Linked DNA regions of Homo sapiens: region 2 is linked to region 1. Evidence: chromatin loops called from intact Hi-C (ENCODE). Cell type or tissue: HepG2. All regions are shown on one strand. Links, peaks and the distances in the headings refer to the core of each region. The heading gives the core; the rest is flanking DNA.

The links. Hi-C counts contacts between places; a loop is a spot of excess contacts. Peaks named below come from ENCODE experiments on the same cell type or tissue, not always from the same donor. Only the 100,000 strongest peaks of a DNase experiment are listed, where the experiment ranks them.
Region 2: a loop joins it to region 1, with 7 times the contacts of the local background. A loop is called at or near these places in 2 of 110 quality-filtered maps.

The regions. Positions count from the first base shown.
Region 1 is chr9:113,653,091-113,661,489 of GRCh38, forward strand. The region is part of intron 2 of LOC105376223 (a long non-coding RNA gene); the gene reads left to right. Among named protein-coding and RNA genes, the nearest start is that of RGS3, 190 kb to the left of the region's middle. RefSeq lists a silencer at 5,050-5,129. In HepG2, for the core only: CTCF peaks have their summits at 2,495 (motif pointing left) and 5,064 (motif pointing left); DNase peaks (open chromatin) are centred at 2,471, 4,251 and 5,051; H3K27me3 peaks cover 1,852 bases.
Region 2 is chr9:113,350,867-113,359,091 of GRCh38, forward strand. It overlaps BSPRY (B-box and SPRY domain containing), which reads left to right. Exons shown (of 6, transcript NM_017688.3): 2 at 3,374-3,472. Among named protein-coding and RNA genes, the nearest start is that of BSPRY, 5.4 kb to the left of the region's middle. RefSeq lists a silencer at 1,650-1,699. In HepG2, for the core only: a CTCF peak has its summit at 4,535; DNase peaks (open chromatin) are centred at 1,355 and 4,535; H3K27me3 peaks cover 846 bases.

The sequences.
Region 1 (8,399 bases), core at 131-8,130:
GAGGATGACCTTGGTCCTGAGAGATGGAGAGGTATCTGGGGGTGAAGTATCATGATGTCTGCAGCTTAATTTTGGATGGTTTGGCAAAAGAGCGGGAGGAAGAAGAGAAATAGAGAGAGAGAGAGAGCTCGATGGAGGGGATACAGTAAGATGTTAATGGTGGATCTCAGATAGGGGTATTCTTTCAACTATTCTGTGCATTAGAAAACCTTCCAAATTAGAAAAACACACACACACACACACACACACACACAAATGCAAATAGGCTGGGCATGGTGGCTCACGCCTGTAATCCCAGCACTTTGGGAGGCCAAGACGGGCAGATCAGGAGGTCAGGAGTTCAAGACCAGTCTGGCCAACATGGCGAAACCCCATCTCTACTAAAAATACAAAAAAAAAAAAAAAAAGCTGGGCAGGGTGGTATGTGCCTGTAATCCCAGCTACTCAGGAGGCTGAGGCAGGAGAACTGCTTGAACCTGGGAGGCGAAGGTTGCAATGAGCCAAGATCATGCCACTGCACTCCAGCCTGGGCGACCGTGCAAAACTCTGTCTCGAAAAAAAAAGAAAATAATTGTGAAAGAAAAAGGCATGGAAAAGCCATAATCTTTGCTGAAATCTACAATACAAAGTCAGAACTTGTATCCTGTGGCAGAAAAACGTCCTAACAATCCTCTTTCCCCAACCTCCACTCAAAGCTTTGCTTACCACAGAAGCTGCTCCTCATAAGACCCCTCTTTTCCCTCTCTTTCTCTCCCTGCAAAGCTGCAAGTACTTGTGTCAGTAGCCCTCTGCGTCCTACACCTCCCCTGGCACCCCTGCCCTGGCCCCCAGGCCTTTCTTTGTGGGGTATCCCAGTCTTTCTCAACACCTGTTTGGCAGCTAGGGGCACAGGTTCACAGGTGGGACGCCTGGTGTGATGTCTCACTCTGGCATTGACATGCTGGGTGGACTCAGCCAGATTATCTAACCTTTCTATGACTCAGTTTTCTCATCTGTAAAATGGGGCAGAACATCAGCATCTACCTAAGAGTGTTGTTGGGAGGATTAAATGTCCTAACACCCCCGGAGCACGGGGCAGAGAGTAATTGCTCATGAATGACACAACTGTCCAAGGTAGGTTGCCCAGCCCAAGGCCTTGTCTTTTTGGGACAACTGGCTAAATGAGATCCAGCTCCCACTGTGGCTTCCCAGGCATCTCTATTCATGCCACGGTGGGGAGATGGACGCCCGTGCTTGCTTTATGTCCCTGGGCCTCTTCCTCCTCCAGCACACGGTATGACAGCACCAAGCCACCACCTTGACCTTGGGCATGGACGCAGCTGGCTGTGGCCACTGGGTGGAAGCATTCAATTGCAGATGCTCCAAGTTTTCCCTTGCTCTCCTCCTGGCCTGGTACCCAGGGGCCACGCCCAGCCAGCATGGAGTTGACTCTGTATGAGAAATATATCTTTATGGTTTGAAGCCTCTTGGATTTAGCAGTTGTTTTGTTTCCAGTATAACCTTATCTATTCCCACTGATAAAACAGGGTTGCCCTGTCCCATGCTAAGGCTCCTTGGAATGCTCATCTAGATGAGGGTCAGTCTTAACTGCAACTTTCCAAGCATCTCTGAGTCCCAGCCAATGCCCTCACTGCGTTAGAAACCTCCATGCTTAGCTCCGCCGGCCTCCGCAGCCCCCTTGCCCTGGCCAAGGGCCACTCTGAAACATGATAACAGAGAGGGCTGCCTCGTTTCCCCAAATATAGGCTCTTATCAGCCTCATTCGCCCTAGGACATTTGGTCATTGTCTTAGTCTAGACATCAAAATTAAAATCTCTTATGAGCTCATATTCTGGGGAAGTTGGGTCAGGCTGTGTCCGGGCCAAAATTCCTCTGCCTCCGGCCCAGCTGCTGCTACAGCAGAGCTGAAGCTTGTTGGAAGGGAAACTAGGGATGCGGGACGGAGCCTGGAGGGAGAGCCAGAAAGCTGGGCTCTGCTTCTCAATGTGTGATCTTGGAGAGTCACTTTTTGTCTCTGGGCCAAAGATGAAATGAACTTGCCTTTTCCTGCCTTGGGGCCTTTGCACAGGCTGTTCCCTCTGTCTGAAGCTCTCACCACCTCCCTTCCTCTTCACCTGGTTAACTCTTGCTCAGCTATCACATCTCAGCCTAAAATACAGGGTCACTGTGCTCAAGGAAACTTGAAGACCTGCTGCCTTCAGCGCAGACAGCTTCCTTTAATTGTGTCGAGAGACTGTCTCCTTGCTAGGCTCAGAGCTCCACAAGAGTGAGAATCTGTCTGTTTACCTCTCTGTGACTCAATTAAGGCTTGCTGAAGGAACGAGTGAGGTGCATCAATCTGCTCCACGAGAGCCTACAGCTCCCTGGCACTTGGCAGGAGCTGCAAGAGGGCCCCCCTCGTCTCTTTTCTGCTCCCTCTTCCTGCTTGCTGGCGGGTTGGAAATCCTTGGCAAGGATTAAGTGTGTCCTGAGTGACTTGGCCCTTTGCTGCCTCCTGGCGTCCACTTCCAAGATAGCCGTCCCCAGATGCTTCTCCCACTCGTGGAGGAAAACTGAGTGTGGCTTCCATGTGCTGTGATCTCGTTCATTTCCAACAGTAGCCTTGTGAGAGAGGAATGATCATCCCCTGTTTGACAAATGAAGAAGGTCCACATTTGTTCATTTGTTTGTGGAATAATGACTGAGCACCTATTATTTGCCAGACACTTTGTTGGGAGCTGGTGCTTCGCTGATGAACGGCAACGCGCTGCCTCATGGAGCTTACGTTCAGGTCTGCAATAGGGAAGGCAGATAGTAAACAAGTGAACAAACGTTTTGTGTGGGCCGGGCGCGGTGGCTCATGCCTGTAATCCCAGCACTTTGGGAGGCTGAGGCGGGCAGATCACTTGAGGTTAGAAGTTCGAGACAAGCCTGGCCAACGTGGTGAAACCCCATCTCTACTAAAAATACAAAAATCAGCCAGGTGTGGTGGCGCACACCTGTAGTCCTAGCTACTCGGGAGGTTGAGGCAGGAGAATTGCTTGAACCTGGGAAGTGGAGGTTGCAGTGAGCCAAGATCGCACCACTGCACTCCAGCCTGGGCGACAGAGCAAGACGCCGTCTCAAACAAAACAAAACAAAATCCATTGTGTGTGTGTGTGCACAAGCACACTCAAGATGCCAGGGGACAGTGGCTGGGCTTTGGTGGTCCAGATGTTAACTGACTTGTACAAGATCACAGAGATGCAGCTAGATTTGAACCTGGTAGTAACAATTGTAGCTAATAACTCTATAAGCCCTTGCTCTGCCATGTGCTGCTGAACTCAGCGCTTTTTACATATATGCTACAACAGCCCTACTATTATCCTTGTTTTGCACATGGGGAAATAAAGCACAGAGAGGCTAGGTAGCTTGCCCAAGGTCACTCAGCTGCTCAGTGGTGGAGCTAGGACTCAATCCAGGCAATGTGGTTCCAGAGCCTGCCCTTTAACACTGTAAGACAAAATTTAGAAGTTTTGACATCCAGGGCCTTGGGGATGGTGGCCACAAACCCAGTGTGCTACTCTCCTCCCAGCCCAGCCAAGTAGACCATCCTGGACAGTCTCCTGCCCTCAGATCTTCCAAGATGACTGTATAGCCTCCTGTCCCATGAGTTGGAAAGGATGGGGAGGAGAGGGTGCTGTGGAGGGCCCCTATCCTCAGGAATCCTGATGGGCTAGCCGTGGGGACAGAACCAACCCACACTGGGCTGTGAGGTGGGAGGCTTCCCCTCCAAGAAGGCAGGAAAGGCTTCTTGGAGGAGGTGAGGGGTGAGGTGGGCCTGGAAGGTTGAGTGGGATTCAGACGTACAATTCAGTGGGAGCAGAAGAAGCCAAGGGAACGGCAGGGGCGGGGGAGAGGGTGGCGCCAAGGCTTGGAAGGAGGAAAAATGAGGCTGCATCAGGACCCGAAGCTTCCGGGCTTCTTCCCCAGGCTGGGGAGCTGTTGCAGGCATCCAGGTGAGAGGGGAGGGGCAGCCAGGGGGCGGAGATGAAACCAAAGGTGGCCAGGACCCAGGTGGGCTTCAGAATCACGTGCCCCCACCCCCAACTTTAATTTCTCCAGCTCCCCCCTCATTCACCCACCCCTTGCTGCTGCTTGATTGCCCCAAACACAGCACTGCCCCAGGAGTGCCTAGACCCTCCCCGTCCACATCCGCCTGCCTTGAGCCCTCACTTCCTTCCTGTCTCTGCTGAAAGGTCACTTCATACAGAGGTCTTCCCTGACCACCAGCAATACTGTATTGCTGGTGGTTACAACACCTTCCACACGCTGTACATTTCCCTGTGCTTGGCTTAGCGCACAGGTGGCTTAGCGCTTGGCAGGCCTTCCACGCATAGTTTTTGGCTGTGGGCAGCTGCTTGGCCGAGTCCTGAACAATCTTCAGCTGCAGCTTTATGTCCGTCATCTTGGCTTCCTCGGAAGCTCAGTCATCTGTCATCCCTGAGACAGACCGTTGGAAGGCTCGGGATGGGGGAGCCAACAATGCAGACACATACGCATGCACATGTTGTGCACACAGACACACACACACATATCTACACATGGGCATGAATCATATGCACACACATATGCCCATACACATACAAAGCCATGCACACATACATATGCACAACACATACACAAATGCTCACACGCATGAGCACAACACACGTGTGCACACAAGGCATGCATATCTGTATATAGGTGTGCACATGTGAGCACACCCATGTGAGCAAATATACATGTGTATACCATGCCCACATATGTATACATGCACATGTACACATTGCACACACACACACACACACACACACAATACATATATAGGCATCATATGCGTACACCACGACATGCATGGACATACGTATACTTACACATGTGCCCACATACATGCACGTACATGCATTTCTGACACCTTGACTCTCACCTTCTCCATTCATCAGAGTGGTGACCACGTTGTCCCAGGATCTGGCACAGAGACTGGCTCAGCTATCTACGGCCACAGCCAGATCACCAGAGCTCTGGGGTTGTAGCTAGGTGACGCCACCGATCCTCTGCTACCACCTTGTGGCCACTTCCCAAATGGCACCAGTCAGTGGCTGAAGCCTTTCCCTGGTTCTTGTCCCAGCTAAGCTACCGGGCCCAATCCACAGGGCTCCTGGGAAACGTGTAGTCATCCCTGAGCCTTGTGCCCCACCCTAGGACAAGTGGATGGCTTTGCTAGGTGCTGTGGGTAATGAGTGGGGCCTGGAGTAGGATGCAGGCCTGACCTCTCCACTGCTCCGTTAATCCTCTCTGTCCCACTCTGCTGCACCCAATACCTCCAGGACTTCTCAGGGCTGACTCCTGTGCCTGGAGCGCCCCACTCCCCAGTGCCCCACTGCCCAGCGAGCTCCTTGAGGGCAGAGCCCTGACTGTGCTCATCTCCAGTACAGACGGATGCTCCATGAATGTGGGAGGGAGGAAGGGAGGGAGGAAAGGAGAGAGGAAGGGAAAGAAGGAGGGGGTGAGAGAGTGAGAGAGGATTTCCTCACTGGACTTCCTCAGTTTGAGCTCTGAAAGTCCCATGTCCCAGGAAACCCCTCAGGCCTGAGCAATCTCTCCCGTTGGTCATCCTCCTACAGCTAATGCTGGTAGGAAGTGGTGGGGGCAGGGTGGGGCACTGAGAGAATTCAATAAAACAAAGTGTGGAGGGGGCCTGCCTGGATTGGTGGTGAAGGTGCGCCTGGAAATGAGAATTAATGAACTCCATTGTTTGTGCCTAAGCTGTGAGCCGTACACAAGCCACAGTATCTGCACAATCTTACCAGGGAAAAGTCTCCTGAGGATGTAGAGGCAGAAAAAAAGCCTGGGCCATGACCCATGCTTTGCTCCCAAGGTTACTGCTTCCCTCTCTGCTCCCCCCAAATCATCCCCCTTAAATAAACACGGAGAGTCTAATGCCAGCCCTCTACGTGCCTGGAGAACGGACCAATGTGAGAACTATGCTTCAGACTAGGAGCAAAATCTTTTTCCATCAAGAGACGTGGGCTGTGCCAAAAATAGAGCTTCAAGACCCTATTAGGGGGTAGTTCTCAAACTTGATATGGCATTAAAATAAGAGAGGGCTTCTGGGCAGACCCACCAGAGGTTGTGACTCAGCACATTTCAGGATGGGCTTCAGGATTCAGGTGGTTCTCATGCAGGGGTTAAAGGAGAAACTCTTCAATGATACTTGTTAAAAGCATGGTAACAAAGACTTTAGTTAGGACTCTTGATGTAGGTATAGGGACCATTGCAACAGGGAGACAGATTGGACTCAACTCTAAGACAGCATGGGCAGGTGGGACTTACAGCTGAGGGGCAGGGTGGGGTCAGTGGATGGAAAATTACCAAGAGGAAACCTTCAGGGTGAGGGGGATTCTGGCTAAACCTATTTAACAGGATTCTGGGGATTGTCATTGAAGGCAGGCCAGGGAGATCAGACATCTGCTGGGGGATGGTGGTGGATGAGGAACCTGATCAGATATGGAGGATGATCAGATGTCAAGGACGGGGGTTTCTGGTTACACTGACTTAGCAGGGTTCTTTTTCTAAAACTGGACTTCATAAGGAAGTGCACAGATGGGCCTAAGAGAAGGTTCAGGAGTCTGACTAAAGTTTGGCCAAGCCAAGAATCCTTGTCACAGGTGACTCCAGTACCATAAATAGAGGAACTCTTCCGTAGGGATGGGTTTAGAAAGATGGCATCACACTGATCTGAGTCACCTTGAAGGGGCACGTGACCAGGGCATCAGTTCTGAGCCCCTTGGTGTTATGGCTTTCCCCAGGCTGGTGCCAAGGGAAGAACTGGGAGGTGGAGGCAGCCATACCCTGAACACATGTGCCAGCAGGGATAGGCACATTGTACCCTATGCCTAAGAGAAACAGAATTAGCAAACCGCTGGCCCTGCAGGGGATTAAAGGAAAGATGGTGTTTATCTGCTTATGTTATGTGACTATTTGTTTTTACCAATTTAAATGGATGTCACTGAAGCTCTGGGGTCTCCTACCATAAGGAGGAGGCTGAGTGGGGAGGAGGGGCAGCCTCTTTAGATGTCATGCCTGCATTTGCCAGGGTCTTGGAGGTAACCGACATGGGGTAACTGAGACAGAAGCCCGAAGTGCTTTCACAAGGAACTTCTGCCCAACCTTGGTCCAACGTGCATGGCAACCTCACTCAAAATACAGAGACGCAGACGATGGAGGTAGGAGGAAGTAACAGAAGAGCAGAGTTTTACTACATGGAAATTTGCTAGCAATTGGAAATTTGACCGCTATTTGCAAACGTCAACTTCCCCTCCCACTGAAGGGCTGAAGAAGCTCACCAGTCAGTGAAGAGAGAGCTGATCCATCATCTGGCCTCATGTGCAGATGAGTTAGGAAGGAAAAAACCAACATCGATGCTATGGATGAAACAATTGTAGCACAAGGGAAACGGTGGGTGAGCAAACCTCCAAAATGACCCACCACAGGTCATTTCAGCCATCCTCAGTAGAGCACAAGAAGGCAGAAAGCCTGCAAAAAGCAACAAGATGAGATGGAAAAGGAGGTAGGTGGGAGAGACAAGGACAGGTTGCAAGGAAACCAGAAAAGCACAATGACCACCCTGGTGGTAGTCACAGCAGACCTAACTGATGCCTCAGATCATTGAATTGGTGATTTGGAGGAAGAGTACAGAGGAAAAAAAATACATTAAAATGATGATTGATAATAGGATCGTTTTGAAGAAATAGGGAAGAAAGAAGAGATGACCAGTGAATGAAAAATGGTGTTCATTAATGAGAGTTCAGAACAAGAGAAACAAACATTGTAGTCAAAGAGGCAATACCAAGAAACTCTTCTGAGCTGAAAAAGGAACTGTGTGTGCAGATCAGAAGGACTCCCTACGTTCCAGGCAATGTGGTGGCAAAATTTTCAAATTAGAAAGCAAAAGGAAAAGTCCTAAAAATTATCCAGGCAGAAAAGGCAGCTATATACAAAGGATGTGGGGAGGAAGGGATGGAGAGCAATCCTAAATGGCCAACTGATAGGGGCAAACATGCATATCGGGCTTACTACGTCCAGGCATAAACTAAGTGCTGTGCACACATTCGCTCATTGTATCCTCCACATAACCCTATGAGATAGGTGCAGTTATCATCATCTCTGCTAACAGATCAAGCTGAGACACAGAGAAGTTAAGTAATCCGCCCAATGTCACACAGCAGATGGCGGAGCTGTTATTTGGCCATAGGCAGCCTAGGACTTTCATCTGTGCTTTTCCAAACTACTTCACTCCACAGCCATTATCAGACCACGGCAAAGCGTCTAAGAAGTTTGAAAATGTTGTAAAGCAAGAATTCTAGACCTAGCCAACTTGTCATTTAAGTAAGAAAGCA
Region 2 (8,225 bases), core at 1-8,000, 300 kb before region 1:
ATTTGCAAACTCCAAAGTACTTAAATGTCTGTCATCTCATTCTGTCTTGACCACGCCTTTGAAGGGGTCCTACCTACATTTTACAGATGAGGCACTGGAGGCTCGGAACAAGGCAGTAACTCCTCCAAGCTTCCTAATGTTCAGGGGTGGGACCCAGGGAGTCATTGACTAGGCAAGAGGAAACTGCTGCTTTGCTTCGGCGGTTGGAGGGAGGAAGTGATGCTAATGGGGGTGAGAATGTCATGGAAACCTTAAAAGTAGCTATCAGGACTGGATTTGAGTGGTGGAAAGAGTGAAGCCTCGGGCAGGTGGCAGGCCTGGTGCTAGTTTCGGTACTACCCTAGGGAACCTTCTTTGAACCCCTCTGAGGCCGTATGCATATTTATCTCCTTTGCCTGAAGGGAGGTGGGTCTTACCCTCTCTTCCACCAAATTAGAGTAGATTTCTGTCTTTTGCACATTCCTTCCTCTATCCATCCAGTCAGCAAATAAATCTCACCCTAGGGCAAGATTATTACCAAAACCAGCACCAGTTCTACTGCTCTCCTACCTCTGGATTCCTGCCCTGTGGTTTTTCAGAAGCCTTCTCAGTGCTCTTAGTCCATGGTGCATGGTGATCACAGCTTCCTCCTAGTCAACTCAATTCTGTAACTTTGTATTTGGACCTATGAAATGTAACTAATTTCTACTTCTGGGTGGAAAGATTTACAAGGGCTTCCTGGAAGAGGTAGCTAAGTTGCCTTTTGGCAGATGGAACTGAGGCAGAACTCTTAGGGGGAACAGTGGAGGGACTGCTGCTTGGATAGGCTCTAGGTATCACCTGGAGAAACGGAGAGCAAAAGCAGGGCCCTGGCCCATACCTTCTTGGGGAAGTCACTTCTCTTTGGGCCTCAGCTTTCCCGTTTCTTTCTCTTTCCTTTTTTTTTAAAATTTATTTACTTATATTTATTTATTTTTGAGACAGTCTCACTCTGTCACCCAGGCTGGAGTGTGGAGTGCAGTGGTGCTATTTCAGCTCACTGCAACCTCTGCTTCCTAGATTCAAGAGATTCTCCCACCTCAGCCTCCCGAGTAGCTGGGACTACAGGCGCATGCCACTACGCCTGGCTAATTTTTGTATTTTTTGGTAGAGATGGGGTTTCACCACGTTGGCCAGGCTGGTCTCGAACTCCTGATCTCAGGTGATCCGCCCACCTCAGCCTCCCAAAGTGTTGGGATTACAGGTGTGAGCCACCGTGCCCGGCCAGCTTTCCCATTTCTAAAACTCCCCTGAGCTCATGGATGATGCTCATAGCTTTGAGAGCCATGAACTGCTGAACCTCTTGTGGTCAAGGCAGTGGGTGTTCGTTCATTCAACAAATATTTATTCAGGGCCTTCTATGTTCAGAAACTCTCTTTGAGGTACTAGGACATAGAGAAGTCAGACTTATGGTGCTTCTGTTCCAGTGGTGGGGGAGACAGATACCCAAAAAGGTAAACAAACACATAATATATAGTCAGAGAGTTATAAGTGCAAGGGAGAAAAATAAAGCAAAGTAAGAGATTGGGTGAGGAGGGAGATGGTCAGGGAAGACCTCTCTGAAGAGATGACATCTGAATGCAGTTGGGGAGTGAGACACACACACACACACACACACAGACTGGTGGAAACGGAACTGCAGGTGCAAAGGCACTGAAGTCAGGACAAGTTTGGTACATTTAAGGAACAGAAAGAAGGCCAGCATGGATAGAGGTAGAAAGTGATGTTGGAGAAATAAGCTGAGTCACATCAGGTGGGGCTAGGTTGGCTAAGCTAAGAAGCCTGATGTCATTGTGAGTGTACTGAAAGCCATTGGAGGGTTTTGAGTAGGGGCATGACCTGGTCTGATTTCCTTACAAAAGGTGGCTCTGGCTAGCTGGGGGGTTGGGGGTGCAGGGTACCCAGTTAAGAGGTTCTAACAGTGGTTCCTGTGAGAGATCATGGCAACCTGGATAGAATAACTGGAGTAGAGGTGACCAGAGGAGAGAGAGAGACTTTGGAGATGGGGTTGATAGGACTCACTAATGGAATTGATGTGGGGTTGGAGACAAACTCCTGGGTTTTTGGTCTGGGTAACAGGTGAATGATTGATGGTGCTGCTTAATGAATGAGGATAACTTGGCAGAGAGCAGTTCTGGACAGAACAGAAGGTATGGACAGTCAGGCAGCTGAGTATGACGGAGGACCAAGAGTGTGTGCGCCAGAAAGTGGTTATAACGGGCTGAGCGTGGTGGCTCACACCTGTAACATCCCAGCACTTTGGGGGGCTGAGGCGGGAGGATTGCTTGAGCCCAGGAGTTGGAGACCAACCTATGCAACATGGCAAAAGTCCATCTCTACAAAAAATGCAAAAAGTAGCCAGGTGTGGTGGCACGTGCCTGTAGTTCTAGCTACTCAGGAAGGACATGGGAGGATCACTTGAGCCTGGAAGGTCAAGGCTGCAGTGAGTCTTGATCATGCCACTGCACTCAGCCTGGACGACAAGCAAGACTCTATCTCAAAATAAATACATAAATAAATTTAAAAAGAAACAAACGCCTGGGTGCGGTGGCTCACACCTGTAATCCCAGCACTTTGAGAGGTCAGGGCGGGCAGATCACCTGAGGTCTGGAGTTCGAAACCAGCCTGGCCAACATGGTGAAACCCTGTCTCTACTAAAAATACAAAAATTAGCTGGGTGTGGTGACACACACCTGTAATCCCAGCTACTTGGGAGGCTGAAGCAGGAGAATCGCTTGAACCTGGGAGGTGGAAGTTGCAGTGAGCCGAGATCGCACCACTGCACTCCAGCCTGGGCAACCGAGTGAGACTCTGCCTCAAAAAATAAATAAATAAAAAAAAATAAAAATAAACACAAGACAAAATGGACTTTAAGGCAAACATAGTACTAAAGATAAAGTCACTTAGAGAATGTGCAGTTCACCAGCAACATATAATGATTCTAATCTTAAATGTTTCTAAATAATATAGCCTGAGAATATTCATAGAGCAAAAATTTGTTTTAAAGTTATTATAATGATAGGCTGGGGTTCTGGGATGAAGACGGAGGTGAGGTCACAGAAGGGGATGATGGACAGTGAAAGGTAGTCCCACTAGTGTGTTGGTGGCCTCAACTGAGCTGTTGCTGGAATAGGTATCCTAGAATTAGGGAGTGAGAAGGATAGGGCATGGTGGGGAGAGTGTGGATCCTTGAAATGGAGATTTAGGAGGTGGTACAGTTTTTGATAATGATGAGATCTGGGCTATGACCATGGGAGTGGGTGGCTGACATGTGGTAACAGGAGAAAATCACTGGGATGGAGTGAATGGCTCAGGTACATGGACCAAGATGCCACAAGCGTTGTTTGTGTTGCAGAACAAGATTGTGGACCAGTGTGAGAGGCTGCAGTTACAGAGTGCTGCCATCACCAAGTATGTGGCGGACGTCCTGCCGGGGAAGAATCAAAGAGCAGTGGTAATTCCTCTTCTTTCCTCTCTACTCAGCCCCCTCCCAGGATAAGGCCTTAGACTTAGGGACTTGGGCAAGTCTAGGGTCCCTTACCAACCTCACAGACTCATTGTGCTACTAGCAAAGCTTCTCATCCCTCAGAGACTCAATTTTACCATCTGGGCAGGGTGGGCTTGTTCCTGTACCATACTTGGTGCAAAGACTCTGCTAGCAAATGACTTTCTTGGGTATCTTGGCATAGGGGATCAAGAAGGGTCGTATTCTTCTACCATCTGGTCATTTTCTGCCCAGCTGCAGAATTATAAAATAACCTAGGACTTTTACATTGAATATTCTCTGTGACAATCTTATGAAGTAGATAGCAGTAACATCCCCATTTACAAATAGGAAAATGGGTCCTTATAGAGGTTAAAGAGGTTAACTGACCTGTCCAAGGACCCCATAGCCTCCTGGCAGTCGGTTCTGTGACCTGGATCTTCTGTCTCCTAGGCTAGTGCTCCTTCTGCTGCATCCCACTGCTGATTCTTTTTTTTAATTTTTTTTCTTTTTGAGATGGGGCCTCACTCTGTTGCCCAGGCTGGAGTGCAGTGGTGTGATCTTGGCCCACAGTAACCCCTGGTTCAAGCAATTCTCCTGCCTCAGCCTCCCAAAGTGCTGGGATTACAGATGCCTGCCACCATGAGTGGCTAACTTTGTAAATTTTTAGTAGAGACGGGGTTTTACCATATTGACCAGGCTGGTCTCGAACTCCTGGGCTTAAGCCAACCTCCCTCCTTGGCCTTCCAAAGTACTAGGATTACAGGTGTGAGCCGCCATGCCTGGCCTCCACTGCAGATTTTTTTATTCAGTGGACTCATTACCACTGCTGTGTCATCACTTTCAAGTATGCCTATCAGGGGCAGAGCCTATGAATTTCTTTCTGCATATCCCCTCCCTCCTTTCCCTATAGTACACGGAACAGACTTGGTACCACATTAGTCAGAGTTCTTTTAATTGCATGGAACAGAACCCAGTTGAACAAGTATAAGCAAAATGGGGCATTTCCTGACAGGACACTAGGGGTCCTCTTAGGACCTAAAAGGGGCTAGACCAGGAACCAGAAAGCTGCTAGGAGTCCAGGCAGCTACTTGGTGCCCATCTATGCTTTGCTTTTGCATGATGGTCTCCATCTCCCTCCCCTGCCCTCTTCCCCTCTTCTTCTTTATCCTTTTTATTTTCTTGTCTTACTGCACTGGTTATGACCTTAGTACTGTGTTAAATAGAAGCTAGTGTGGCAAATCCTGGCTTTTTTTTTTTTTTGAGACAGAGTTTCACTCTTGTTGCTCAGACTGGAGTGCAATGGCGCGATCTCGGCTCACTGAAACCTCCGTCTCCTGGGTTCGAGCGATTCTCCTGCTTCAGCCTCCCGTGTAGCTGGGATTACAAGCGCCCACCACGACACCCAGCTAATTTTTTGTATTTTTAGTAGAGATGGAGTTTCACCATGTTGGCCAGGCTGTTCTTGAACTCCTGACCTTAGGTGATCTGCCCACCTCGGCCTCCCAAAGTGCTGGGATTACAGGCGTGAGCCACTGTGCCTGGCCCGACAAATCCTGACTTTAAGAGGAAAGCTACCAATATTTCACCAGTTATTTATTTAACAAATCTTTATTGAGCACCTACCATGTGCCAGATACTGTTGTTCAATGGGTTAGGCATTCTCCAGTGAACAAAACAGAAATTCCTATTTTCATGAAGCCTACATTCTTGTCACAGAAGAGGGACAGTAACAAAATCTATGTTATGTCCGAAGGTGATATGTGCTATGGGGAAATATAAAACAGAAAGGGGAATAGGACGGGTTGCAATTACATGTGCTGTGACCAGGAATGACTTCATTAAGAAGGTTGAGGCTGGGCGCAGTGGCTCATGCCTGTAATCCCAGCACTTTAGGAGGCTGAGGCGGGTGGATCACGAGGTCAGGAGTTCCAGACCATCCTGGCTAACGCGGTGAAACCCCGTCTCTACTAAAAATACAAAAAAATTAGCAGGGCATGGTGGCGGGCGCCTGTATTCTCAGCTACTTGGGAGGCTGAGGCAGGAGAATCACTTGAACCCGGGAGGCGGAGGTTGCAGTGAGCTGAGACTGCGCACTGCACTGCAGCCTGGGCAACAGTGCGAGACTCTGTCTCAAAAAAAAAAGAAAGAAACACTTTGGCTGCTATGTTTAGAAGTGATTATAGGCGGCAAAGGTTAAAGCAGGGAGACCAGTTAGGAAGCCATTGTAATAATCCAGGTGGGAAACAAGTGTGGTCTGGACCCAAGCAATGGTGGCAAAGCTAGTGAGAAGTGGCTAGATTCTGCATATATTTTGAAGAGGCAACAGGATTTGCTGATGGACTAGATGTAGGCTATGAAAGAAAGAGGGGAGGTGTCAGGATAATGCTGAAGTTTTTTTATTTGAGCAACTGGCAGGATGGAGCAGCCATGAACTGGGTGGGGGAAGGACTGCATGTGGAGTGATGGTTGGCGGAGGCAGGGAGGGGAGTGGGGGAGAGCAGGCATGCTAAGTTGTTGTGGGCATGTTATGTTTGAGATACCTATTTGACATCCAAGTGAAGGTGCTGAGTAGGTAGCTGCATATATGAGTTGGGAGAGGGCTGGGTTGGAGATATAAATTTGGGATTTATCAGTGTATAAATAGTATTGAAAGCCGTGGGAGAGGATGACATCACTAAGTGAATGAGTGTAGACACGAAAGAGCAGCGGTCCAAAGACTGAGCCCTAGGGCACTTCACCTCCTATTGAGAAGACAGAAGGAACCAGCGAACGGGGACCAAGAAATCAGCTAATGAAACGGAAGTAAACTAAGAGAGCAGAGTGTCCCAGCATGGGTTCCAAGGAGGTGGGAGAGATCACTGCTCTCAAATGGTGTATATTTATTTAACTATCTTATCACAGGCATAGATTCATGTGATTACTACCACAATTAAAATACAGAACAGTTCCATCACTAGGACTCCTTGTGCTACCCTTTTATAGCCACATGTACCCTTTCCTATCCCCTTGTATTATTAATACAAAATTTCTGAATTTGGATTGCTAATCTCAGTAAAGCATTTTTTATTTTTGTTTTAGGATTTTTGCTTGTATGCTCAGGAGTGAGATTAGTCTATGAATTTCATTTCTTGTACAGTCCTCATCAGATTTGGTATCAAGGTTATGTGAGCCTTATTCAATGGATTGGAAAACAGAACTCTTTTTTCTTAAGGGTTTACTTAAGATAAAGTTGTTCTTAGTTTTGATCAAAGTTGCCACAGGTTTGACTGTTAGTCTTTAGAACCAGCTTCTAGTATTTTTGGTCTACTCTTTTGTATCTTTGTCTTAATTTCATTATTATTTCTTTCTCTTTTTTTAGACAAAGTCTCACTCCATTGCCCAGGCTGAAATGCAGTGGCGCAATCATAGCTCACTGCAGCCTTGAACTCCTGGGCTCAAGTGATCCTGCTGCCTTGGCCTCCCAAACTGCTTGGATTACCAGCATGACCCGGTACTGTGCCTGGCCTGTAGAGTTCTATATATATATATATATATATATATATATATATATATATATATATATATATATATATCTCTATTAAGCTTATTCATTGGGCTGAGCATGGTAGCTCATGCCTATAATCCCAGCACTTTGGGAGGCCAAGGCCAGGAGGATCACTTGAACCCAGGAGTTCGAGACTGTTTTGGGCAATATAGCAAGACCCTATCTCTACAAAAAATTAAAAAATTATCCAGACATGATGGCATGGGCCTATAGTCCCAACTATTTGGGAGGGTGAGGTGAGAGGATCACTTGAGCCTAGGAGTTTGAGGCTGCAGTGAGCTATGATTGCATCACTGCATTCTAGCCTGGGTGACAGAGCGAGACCCTGTCTCAAAAAACAAAAAATAAAAACCTCTTTTTTTTTCTTTTTTGAGACAGAGTCTTGCCCTGTCACCCAGGCTGGAGTGCAGTGGTGCGATCTCAGCTCACTGCAGCCTCCACCTCCCAGCTTCAAGCAATTCTCCTGCCTCAGCCTCCTGAGTAACTGGGATTACAGGCTCCCACCACCAGGCCCAGCTAATTTTTGTATTTTAGTAGAGGCGGGGTTTCACCTTATTGGCCAGGTTGGTCTTAAACTCCTGACCTTGGGTGATCCACCTGCCTCAGCCTCCCAAAGTGCTGGGATTACAGGTATGAGCCACCGTGTCCAGCCACAACCACACTTTTAAAAGGATGCTTGGGCTATTTTTCCAGCATTTCTCTACTTTATTCTGAGAGGGTTTTTGGTTTGTCTACTCTCTGTCATGTGTTTGGAAAGGGAAGTTTTTCTTTTCTTTGCTCTCCTTTTCTGGGAATGGCTCAACAAACTTGTTGAGAATGACTAGAGTCTTTTAGGCAGGAATCAGAATCTGATTCATCTTGGGTGAGGATCTGTTTTGATCCAGGATCACACAGTACAACCATGGTTTCAGGGGCTCACCCTGTGGGTAAGGCATTAAAGTGGGATAAACAGGAGAATAATCGTGGGCTGGATGCAGTTGCTCATGACTGTAATCCCAGCACTTTGGAAGACTGAGGCAGGAGGATCGCTTGAGCCCAGGAGTTCAAAGCTGCAGTGAGCTATGATTGTGCCACTGCATTTCAGCCTGGGCATCAGAGCAAGACTGTGTCTCTTAAAGAAAAGAAAAGAAAAGAAAAAAAAAAGATAAAGAAGAGCAATAGTGAATGAATGTTATT